Linked DNA regions of Mus musculus: region 2 is linked to region 1. Evidence: chromatin contacts called from ENCODE Hi-C data. All regions are on one chromosome and are shown on one strand. Each heading gives the region's core, a stretch centred on a gene start or an enhancer-like site at or near the end of the contact. The rest is flanking DNA. Distances are from core to core; before and after follow the strand shown.

Evidence for each region. Hi-C counts contacts between places; a loop is a spot of excess contacts on that map.
Region 2: a map of v-Abl transformed pro-B cells shows a loop between it and region 1 (4-fold over the local background). The contact joins the promoter of Trdmt1 here to the promoter of Arl5b in region 1. A Hi-C loop is called at or near these places in 2 of 37 maps with a recorded cell type or tissue (T-helper 17 cell and v-Abl transformed pro-B cells).

What each region holds. Positions count from the first base shown.
Region 1 is chr2:15,053,612-15,058,604 of GRCm38, forward strand. It overlaps Arl5b (ADP-ribosylation factor-like 5B), which reads left to right and starts at 1,709. Exons shown (of 6, transcript NM_029466.5): 1 at 1,709-1,963. The coding sequence starts at 1,918. It also overlaps a transcript of Nsun6 not described here.
Region 2 is chr2:13,543,183-13,548,183 of GRCm38, forward strand. Trdmt1 (tRNA aspartic acid methyltransferase 1) reads right to left here and starts at 1,482. Exons shown (of 11, transcript NM_010067.4): 1 at 1,387-1,482. The coding sequence starts at 1,450.

The DNA.
Region 1 (4,993 bases), core at 459-2,958:
GTAAGTTAACATTTTACTTCCTTGAAACTTCAGTTTATTTTATACTAATTTAGTACTTATATTTTGTTGGAGACATTTTAATGGGATTCTACTTCACTGAAAGTTGTCATTTCATAATATTTTCACGAAGTTATTCTTATCTCATGAACTCAAACTATATTCATTTTCAAGTGGCACCATGATACACATCAATATTACCTCTTGTATACCAAAGGCAACACTGAAATTAGTCTCAACAAAACCTTAAAGGGATATTTAAAGAAAAAGTATTTAGTTTTTGAGCTACATTTAAGACGCTTATGCTCAGATTTTTCTATTTTCATTACATTTCTGACAAGCATTACATATATATGTATATATAATGTATTATATATATACATACATATATAGTCAATACACATGTACAGTATAAACAAGTTCCATTTTTTCCTAACATCAGTACATGCATCAGCATTTATTAGTTTAGGCAATATTCAACTGTATTTGTGAGCATCTATCATTTGTTTCAGTCAGAGTAAGTTTCTTTTCCTTCAGGTTAGCAAAACTTTCAAATTTCTAAATTCTAACCTGAAAAGGGCGTTAGAGAATCTTAAGTCGGCTTTTTAATAATGAGGCCAAAAGTAGAAATGATAAGTTTGCGCAACCACAAACTCATTCAAATTTGTAGTCCAACGGATGATCATTAAAGCTATGTTTGAACAGGATCAGTACAACTTTTCCTCTGTAGGAGAGGCTGGAGCTATGGTTTAGTATCAAGAAGTTGTTGTGATCTTGTACCCGAGTTTTCAAGTCTTCACTGTCCTTTGAAGTGTAGCACTAGCAGGGCATCTTTTTTTTGTTTGTTTTGTTTTTCGAGACAGGGTTTCTCTGTGTAGCCCTGGCTGTCCTGGAACTCACTCTGTAGAACAGGCTGGCCTTGAATTCAAGAAATCCGCGTGCTTCTGCCTCCCGAGTGCTGGGATTAAAGGTGTGCGCCACCACGCCCGGCCACTAGCAGGGCATCTTAAGCTATACTCATTTGTTTTATTTGGAATAGGTCATGGGACAGTTTACCTTGTTACAAGGTCAGGCTGGCAGGCTTCTTCTCTGGTTATGTGGGGCCCGCCAGGTGGCCTCAAGGACTAGTCTGGCCTATGAAGTTTCCAGTTTCAACTGGTAAGGATTTTGAGATTAACTACCACACCTAACGCTTGGCCAAACTGATGGCACTTTGATTTTAGAAACTTAACTGGACCCTGGCTACAGGCATTCCAGCACGCACGTCCCTATCAATTCCATTCAGAATTAAGAATCACGCTAGAATCCCAACACTGGGACAGGAACGGAAACCCACTCCTCCGCTTCAGTCAGAGGACCGCGCCAGCTGAGGTTCCTCAGGCGGTCAGCAGCGAGGGACGCGGTGGCCAGGCCTCGGGGATGACCGCTGCTCTGGACCTCAGTCCGCGTTTCTTCAGAGTGGCAGGAGAGGGAGCGCGCGCCGAGGAAATCCCCAGATCGGCCACACCCCGCCTCCGCAGACGCCAAGCCCGCCCACCATCCGCACACCGGAAGTGTACAGGGAGGACCCGCCACGTCCCAGGCGCCCGCTGACGTCAGCGCGCCGACGTCACGTGCCGACCTTCCGGCGATGGGTGGTCCCGGGCGTAGGTGGGGAGGCGGGGCGGGGGCGGGGCTCGTGGCCAGCCCAGGCTGTGCAGGGTAGGTGGGCGCAGACCGAGCGACTACGGGTCGGGGCTGGGCTCAGCGCGCTGCGAACAAAGGAGTCTGCGGCGGTTCCCGGCTCCGCGGAGGACCAAAGCTTCGCTGGACTCTTGAGGCTCCGCGGCTCCGGATCGGCTTCCCCTCGGTTCCACCGCGGGCGCCGCGGCACCTGCCGCCGAGTGCTGCCCAGGAAGTCTGTCCCGTCCGGGGCTCATGATGGGGCTGATCTTCGCTAAACTGTGGAGCCTTTTTTGTAACCAAGGTGAGGCCGGCGGGAGGGTGGACGCGGCGCTGGCAAGTCCAGATTGAGATCTGGATAGGGTTCGGGGTAGAACTCGGATCTGGGGACCCGGAGCCCGGGCAGGGGACGCACCCGATGGCCAGGAATCCCACGCGTGTGCAGCTTTTAGCCAACCAAGGTGAAAACATATTCCTGCAATCTGTTTGCGGGCCTTTCCGGTCTCAGCGAACCATCTTTTAGGTCTGATTAGCCCCAAGAAAGTGTCTCCCCGAGAACCCAAAACTTTCCGTTTGTTTAACACGAAACAGGAGTTTTGCACTGTTTACCTTCCTCTTGTCTATGCCAATGCACCTTCACGTTGTCTGACTTGGCTCTGATTTCTGTTCGTCAAGACTTAGAATGAGTGAGTATTCAGGTGCACGGGTTTCTGAAATTTTTACACATACACACAGCTTCCCCTCCTCCCCGTAGGCGTGAAAAAAAAAATCTAAATGCTCTCGGTTATGTGTAAGATGTTACGTGGCCGTAATTATTCTAGAACAGGTCATGAATTACCTAGAAGTTGTAAAACCTGTTCCGAGGCAGAATAAGCAATGCTGTCTTGAGAAGAGTCACTACTAGACAGAAAGGGGTCCAATGATAAAGTCTTCGTCTTTCTTGTAACAGAATGGTTTCTGAGTATTAAGACCAAATTTTGTTCCCATTTGTTTCATTTTGTAGGGCATGATTTATAAACTACTTTTGTTTTTATGAAGGTACCAAGTCTTTGCCATTATTAAGGTCCTTTGTTTTGTGGATTTAAACCGTGAAATCATTTTGAATGGCATTAATTCACTTGTTCTGAACGCTGATTTTTAAAAAGCCCCTTTCAAGCTTATGAATACATGCAAGCACACTGGCACATGTGTGTGTATGCAAGTACCACAGATAAATACTCCCTTTTAAGTGACTTTGGAGTGTCCAAACTGAAGCTCCCGGCGATGTTTCTCAGTAATGTCATGCACTATTTTTCAGCAACTTAACATTTTCTAATGATTGTAAAAGTACTATGTCAAGAACAATTTCAACATATAATTAAATATATATTGATTACACAATTAAATTTGTGTAAATAAAAATGAATTACGCAATATTACCTTTTATCAACCCCCCCCCCCCCACACACACACCTTAGCAATAAAAATGATCAGAGTGTTGGTTCTCCCTTTATAGTAGGTTATTGCTGCTATCCCTGTTCATTAGAGGATTCCGTATTCAGACTGGAATGGGGCTGGGGAGATGAAAAGGGCAGTCATTGAAGATGATGGAAGCCTTCATGTGCCCTGTGCCTGCCTTTACATAATTGTTTGGTTTTTCTAGAGCCATCTTAGAATTTCTTTATCTTTCCTGCTGAAATGTAGAGACAGGTGCTTGTATCACTGTGTTCTCTGTGCTCATGATTAATTTCTTCTAGTGGGAAAACCAGTCCTTCAGATTAGACCCAGTTAGCTACAGAGATCCAGAACAGAATCTGTGCTCATAGAACACTCAAGAGTTAGTGTAGGAAATTGTTTGCCGAAATGTGCAGACATTTGTAAGTGTGGACTGATGGTGCCAGGGAGTGATCCTTCTCAGGTGGTTTGCAGAAGCCTTTCAGGGTAAGGTGTACACAGACTCAATGAGGAATAGGAGTTTGGGTTGAATGTAGACAGAGTAGAATCCGGCATATTGGTGTAGGCAGATGAACTGCTGCTTGAAAAGAGGTACGTTGGATACACTTAAAGAAATTGAACATGGTTTAATTACTGTTTGTTTGATGAGATTGCAGAAGTAACCAGGAAATTAGATCACCAAGGGTCTTTCTTACATGCTGACCAAGGCAGTAAGCAGTAGGGACCCATGAAGGGTTTGGTCATTAGGTATTTTCCTGATGGGGAATAATGAGATCGGACTCATACAATAGTCTGGAATTTTTGTTTTCTGTAGCAACAAATTAAGTACCAGTGTTGGCATCTTTCTCACCATTGCTCATTTCAGTTATTCAATGGTGCCCAGGTAGAGTTAGCATTGGAATAATATGTCCAAGTCTTCACTCTACCTGTTAAGTGAGAGTGAGGTGGTCTGGAAGCCAGTGGGGTGATGGTTGTCAGAGAACTGACAGCAACCTACAGGCTCTTTCCCTTATCTGTCATTCAGTATGTCCTCACTCTTGCCTCAGTTTTTTAAAGAGCTCTAAGCATCCTTTTATGTGTGATATCTTCCTGGGGATAAGTTACAAAGCTCTGCATTGTCTAATGGAACTTTGTAGTCTTTCATTTTGTAATAGAAGGCTGATAAATTATCACAGGTGGAGCTAACCTATGGTTGTCCGTGTGTTCTTTTTTTTGTTTTTGTTCTTGTTGTTTTTTTTTGTTTTTGTTTTCTCGAAACAGGGTTTCTCTGTGTAGCCCTGGCTGTCCTGGAACTCACTCTGTAGACCAGGCTGGCCTCGAAGTCAGAAATCCACCTGCCTCTGCCTCCTGAGTGCTGGGACTAAAGTCATGCGCCACCAATGCCCGGCACCATGTGTTCTTATAGAATACTTGCTTGCCTATATGGGGACTGCGTGTTTTGGCTCTCCTCTTAACGCTTCCAAGATTTCTTATTTTTTCCTTTTTTTTTTTAAACTTGATTTTTAAAAGTTCTCTACCTTGCATTGGCCTGGTCTTTATCTCTCTTTGTTGTGACTGTATACACTATCGGTCAGCTTTTCTCTTCGACAGAAGGACAGATGACATAAAGCTTTAATTGTAGTTCATTTTCACAACCAAAAATCAGCAACTTATTTATTCTGGCACCTAAATCATTTCTTCCTCACAGCAGATTTTTTGTTGTCCCCTGGGGCCCTCTCAGCTGTTGATGAGTATAACTTTGCCTGCTGGCTGTTGTCTTAATCGTTTCCTTTGGACTAATTCTGCTCTTAATTCAAGGCTTTTGCTGATTTCCTAGGCATCCAACAAAACCTGTGCCCTGTCCCCTAGAGTGTGTTTGTTCCCTACTTTTGAAAAGTCCGTCCTTGATTTCCTTCAGATT
Region 2 (5,001 bases), core at 232-2,731, 1.5 Mb before region 1:
GGACAAATTAGCAGCCAATATTCTTACTACTGCTCTTCATCTAAGTTAGTGAATGGGACCAATGGTAGTAACGAAGTGTGGCTAAGAGATCTGCTAGACAGATCTAGGTTAGGCTTCTGGCTCTACCACCAAGCTAGCTTATTACAGACTCAGAACAGGTCCTGACATGTAGATGCCCTTAATAAAAGGTAAAGCCAGCTGTCACTGTTATTAATCTTTATTAGCTGCATAAATAAAGAAAAACACCAGGATGTACTACTTCCTTACAGATAAATTTAAAACCAAAGTTTATCTAACATACAAACACTAAAAAAGATTAATAATTAAATATTAATTGTTATTAATTAATATGATTAAGACCTCTTCTATAAGCAAACCTCAAACCGAAGATGTAGGGAGCTTTCGGTAACCAGAAAGTTACTTTGGATAACAGGGAAAGTATTTCTTAACAGGTCATATATTAACTAACATAAGGCAGGTTAAAAAAAAAAAAAAAGCTATCGTAGAAAAGTTTGAATTTGCAATCTCTGAGAGGCAACAGAAGCAAAAGTAAAAGTAAAGGCTAGAACTTAGGGACTTTCAAGAGTGAAGGAATACAAAAATCTTGCTCCACTTAGCTTCTTGTTACTCTAGTTAATAAAAAGAGAAGCAAAGTTTCCTTTTTGCATTTGTCTTAGTCTTAGCAACTTCAGGACAGACGTGCTTGCACATGTGCACAGACACACACACACACACACAAACACGCGCCCGCACACCCACTGTCACTTCATATCCCAAGTGCCTAAAATACAGTACTGGTCAATGGAGTTCACCAAGTAAATATTTCTGAGTTATCACAAAAGTGGGTAGAGACCAAAGAAATTACGAAGCTTCCAAACCTAAGTGACAGCAAACTAATTTCTAAGCTGCTACAGTGTGTCAAGCACATTACTGTTTTTAATTCTCCCCCTTCACACTAATACTTGTACATTTCTATCTTGAACTGCAGTTATCCCCCTGCTCCAACCCACCCCCGCCCGCTTTCGTGACTTCCTCCAAGCCCAGTGACAGCCAGTCTAGAATTTGGATCTTGGCTTTGGGCAAAGGGCTCGCCCTTGCCTTAACTTTGTCTGAAGCAACTTAGGTTCATTTGGCTGCACACGAATGCAGCCTCACAAACAGTACCATGGGGAGCCGGCCTGCTTAGGCTCCAAGGATTGGGGCCAGAGTAGGGGAGTCTCAGCCTGGAGGGGCGGACCAGGGAGGCTCACTAAAGTGGTTTCCAGGGCAACCGAGGTCGACCGCACCAGGTCCCGCCCCACCGCCCCGCCGCCCCGCCCCTCCGCGGCGCGAGAGCCGGAACCTGCGGCCCCAAGTGAATCCAAGAGAAGCTGTCTGTCCGCTCACCTCGCAGCGCGTGGTGCATGCCACCAATGCCACTGTACAGCTCCAGGACACGCAGAGGTTCCATCCTCTCGCAACCGCGACCGCGGCCTGGAAACTAGGCCTACCGGTTCTCTGCGTCTCTTACTCCCCCATGTCCGCTCCGTTCCCTTCGCTTCTGGTTCCGCGGCTTTTCAGTTCCCCCAACCCCCTGTTCCTCTAGCTGCAGATTAAGATCACAGTTTGGAGCCCGGGGGCTAGCAGGGCTAGGAAGGGGACAAAGGACAGACAAACTATTAATAAGGCCTCCCAAGTGAGAGACTGCCGCTCCTTAGCCTGATTTGTGCTTTTTCCTCCTTGTTTTGTGTTTTCTGAGGCCTTGAGTAGAGAGCTGAAACCACCCTTGGCTTTGAAGTAAATTACTGATTAGAACACAGTCTTTTTGTTTGTTTGGTTTTGGTTTTTTTGTTTGTTTGTTTTTAACTGCAGGTTCCTTTTGTTCTTTTAAAGTCTGACCTGATCAAGCAATTCTTTGAGGAATCTTGGGCACATATCTATATGCTCTCTGGTGTGCCTGTGCGAGAGTAAGAAGTTAAGTCCTACCAGGCTCTTTCCTAAAGAAAGCTCCAGAATTACAAGTACTTAAAGCCGATCCCTCTGAGCCCATTCATAATAGGGAGGATGCCTGCTATAAATGAAAATAGGACTCATCCTATTTACCCCGACACATGCTGTTTCTTTTTATTGAAAACAGATTTTCTTCTTCACATAATATATCCTGATTGCAATTCCTCCTCCTTTACTGAAGTACCCCTAGCTCCTCCCCACCCCATCAAGATCCACCCAGTTTCTGTCTCTCATTAGAAAACAAATGGGCTTCTATAACAATGAAATAAAACAAGACAACAAAAACTAACACATCGGTATTGAGCAAAGCAAACGGGGGGGGGGGGGCGGGGGGGGGCGACGGGAGACAAGAAAAGGCCCAAGAAATGGAAAACCCATTTGCACACTCATAAAAACACTTAACTGGAAACCATAATAATAAATGCAAAGAGCAGTAGGGTAAAAAGAGAGAAGAAAATATATAAATAAAATAAAATAAAATAAAATAAAATAAAATAAAATAAAATAAAACATAAGTTAAAAATTGAAGGAGGAGGAGCCCTGGCACAACATTATAAGACAAAGACTCTCCAATGATGCTATTGAGTTCATTTCCTGTTGGCCATCAACTGCTGGGCCCACGGCCTACTCTTAAGAGTAGTTTGTTTCCCCAGTGAGATTCCCTTGGAGGAAAACAAATCTTCATTTGCAGGAGGTTATCAACCAGATATTGTTCTGAATTAGGGATGGGATGTGCCCAGTTCTCCTTGCAGCTCTAGGGCCCCACACGGTGCAGGCCTGTGCATGCTGCCTCAGTCTTTTTGAGTTCAATATGTGTTGATCACATTGATTTAAAGGGCCTTCGTTTCTTGGTTGTCCTCCATTCCCTCTGGCTCTTACACTCTTCCCATCTCCTCCTCCATGGGGTTCCCTGAGCCCTTAGGGAAGGGATTTGATGGAGACATACCATTTATGACTGAGCATTCCAGTGCTCTCTACAGAATGTCTGGCTCTGTGTCGCTGTTTTTATTCCCATCTGCTACAGGTGAAAGCTTTCTCTGAGGATGACTGAACAAGTCACTGACTCTCAAACTCTCAAACAACCCAAGCTGTTGCTAAAACTATAAGTTGCTCTCCACAAACCAACAGCAAGTCCGAATTGCTGAAGACAATACCTGCACAACTCATTGAACATGAAGAAGTTAAGTTGGTTCCTACATAAAGCCTCAGCATGCTAACCTCTTTGGTCTAGGAAGTTACTCTGCATGCTAGCTACCAAAGGAGAAATGTAAACACCATCCTAGTCACAGACCCTTTGATATACACTGCTGTTCTCTCTGAAAGTTATGTTAGTACAATGGTGGCCTAAACCCTGTGAAAATAGCCAACCAATATCAATTGGACTTAAGGCCCAATTTTTTAAAGGCCAATATACATTGTCCTTTATGTTTTCTGCACTCGTTAGTCACTTATTTTGGTAAGAAAGGATGTTGTATGGTAGAAGGACGGTTCAAAACTAGAATTTAGCCTTTAGTAACTGGTTGTGTGACTTTGAGATAACCTGTTTTCCTCGTCATGAAGAGGAAGAGGGAAGAAATGGTTACTGAGTGTTTCGCAGTCCCAACAAACCATCCTTGGGTTAGTATTTGATAGAGTAGTCTCTGATTTAGCCCCACATTCGAACTGAAACGTCTAGACAGAAAACTTTATATATATATATTATTAGATATTTTCTATACATTTCAAATGCTATCCCAAAAGTTCCCTATACCCTCCCTCCGCCCTGCTCCCCTACCCACCCACTCCTGATTCTTGGCCCTGGCATTTCCCTGTACTGGGGCATATAAAGTTTGCAATACCAAGGGGCCTCTCTTCCCAGTGATGGCCGACTAGGCCATCTTCTGCTACATATGCAGCTAGAGATACAAGCTCTGGGGGTACTGTTTAGTTCATGTTATTGTTCCACCTATAGGGTTGCAGACCCCTTCAGCTCCTTGGGTGCTTTCTCTAGCTTCTCCATTGGGGACGCTGTGTTCCATCTTATAGATGACTGTTATCATCCACTTCTGTATTTGCCAGGCACTGGCATAGCCTCATTCAAGACAGCTATAACAGGGTCCCTTCAGCAAAATCTGACAGAAAGCTTTTTAAATGTCTTAGGAAAATAGAATATTTAGCCAACCCAGCTTATAGAAACTACATACACACTAATATATTTAATGAAAAGTTTTTCTAGCACTAATTATGCAATATTAATATTATCAATATATATTCATAGTAAAATGTAAAACTATAAATAGGAAACTACACAGTCTCAGATATTTGTATATATACTCAACAATCAATATATTAAATAAATCTAGAACAGTGGTCCTCTACCTTCCTAATGCTGGGACGCTGTAATACAGTATCTCATGTTGTAGTTACCCCCAACCATAAAATTAGTTTCTTGCTACTTCATCACTGTGATTTTACTATTGTTGTGAATTGTGATGTAAATATCTGCTATACAACCCCCCAAAGGAGTCCTGATCTGCAGGCTGAGAATTGCTGATCTAGAATTTGTTCAGCTATAAATTGAAGTAATTATGACCAAAGATCTTACTCCATAGGGAAGTCAATACATACACAAATGGCAGAGTTAAGATAATAGCTTCCTGGGGGGCGGGGGTGGGGGGAGCGGGAAAGACCAGACCTCACACAGGTTGGTGACATTCTGATGGCAGAAAGGTTTAAGTGTCTTCACACTGTGGCCTCAATATCCTCTTCTTTCTTCATTATATTTTCTTTTCTCCTTGATCTCTGCTATAATACCTCTTGCCATTCCCCATACATCCCGTCTCTTCTCTGCATATATTGTTTGCTGTGTTCTTTGCCTTGCCTAGAAATTCTGTGGAACCTTCTTAATGGACTCCTAGGATAAAAATTCAGCTCATTTCCATTACTCATGTTGAAATGGAGATCTTCTTGTTTCTAGAACTACACTCTTTCTATTTTCTGTGGCCCAGTTTTCAGCTCACAGAAAACATGTCT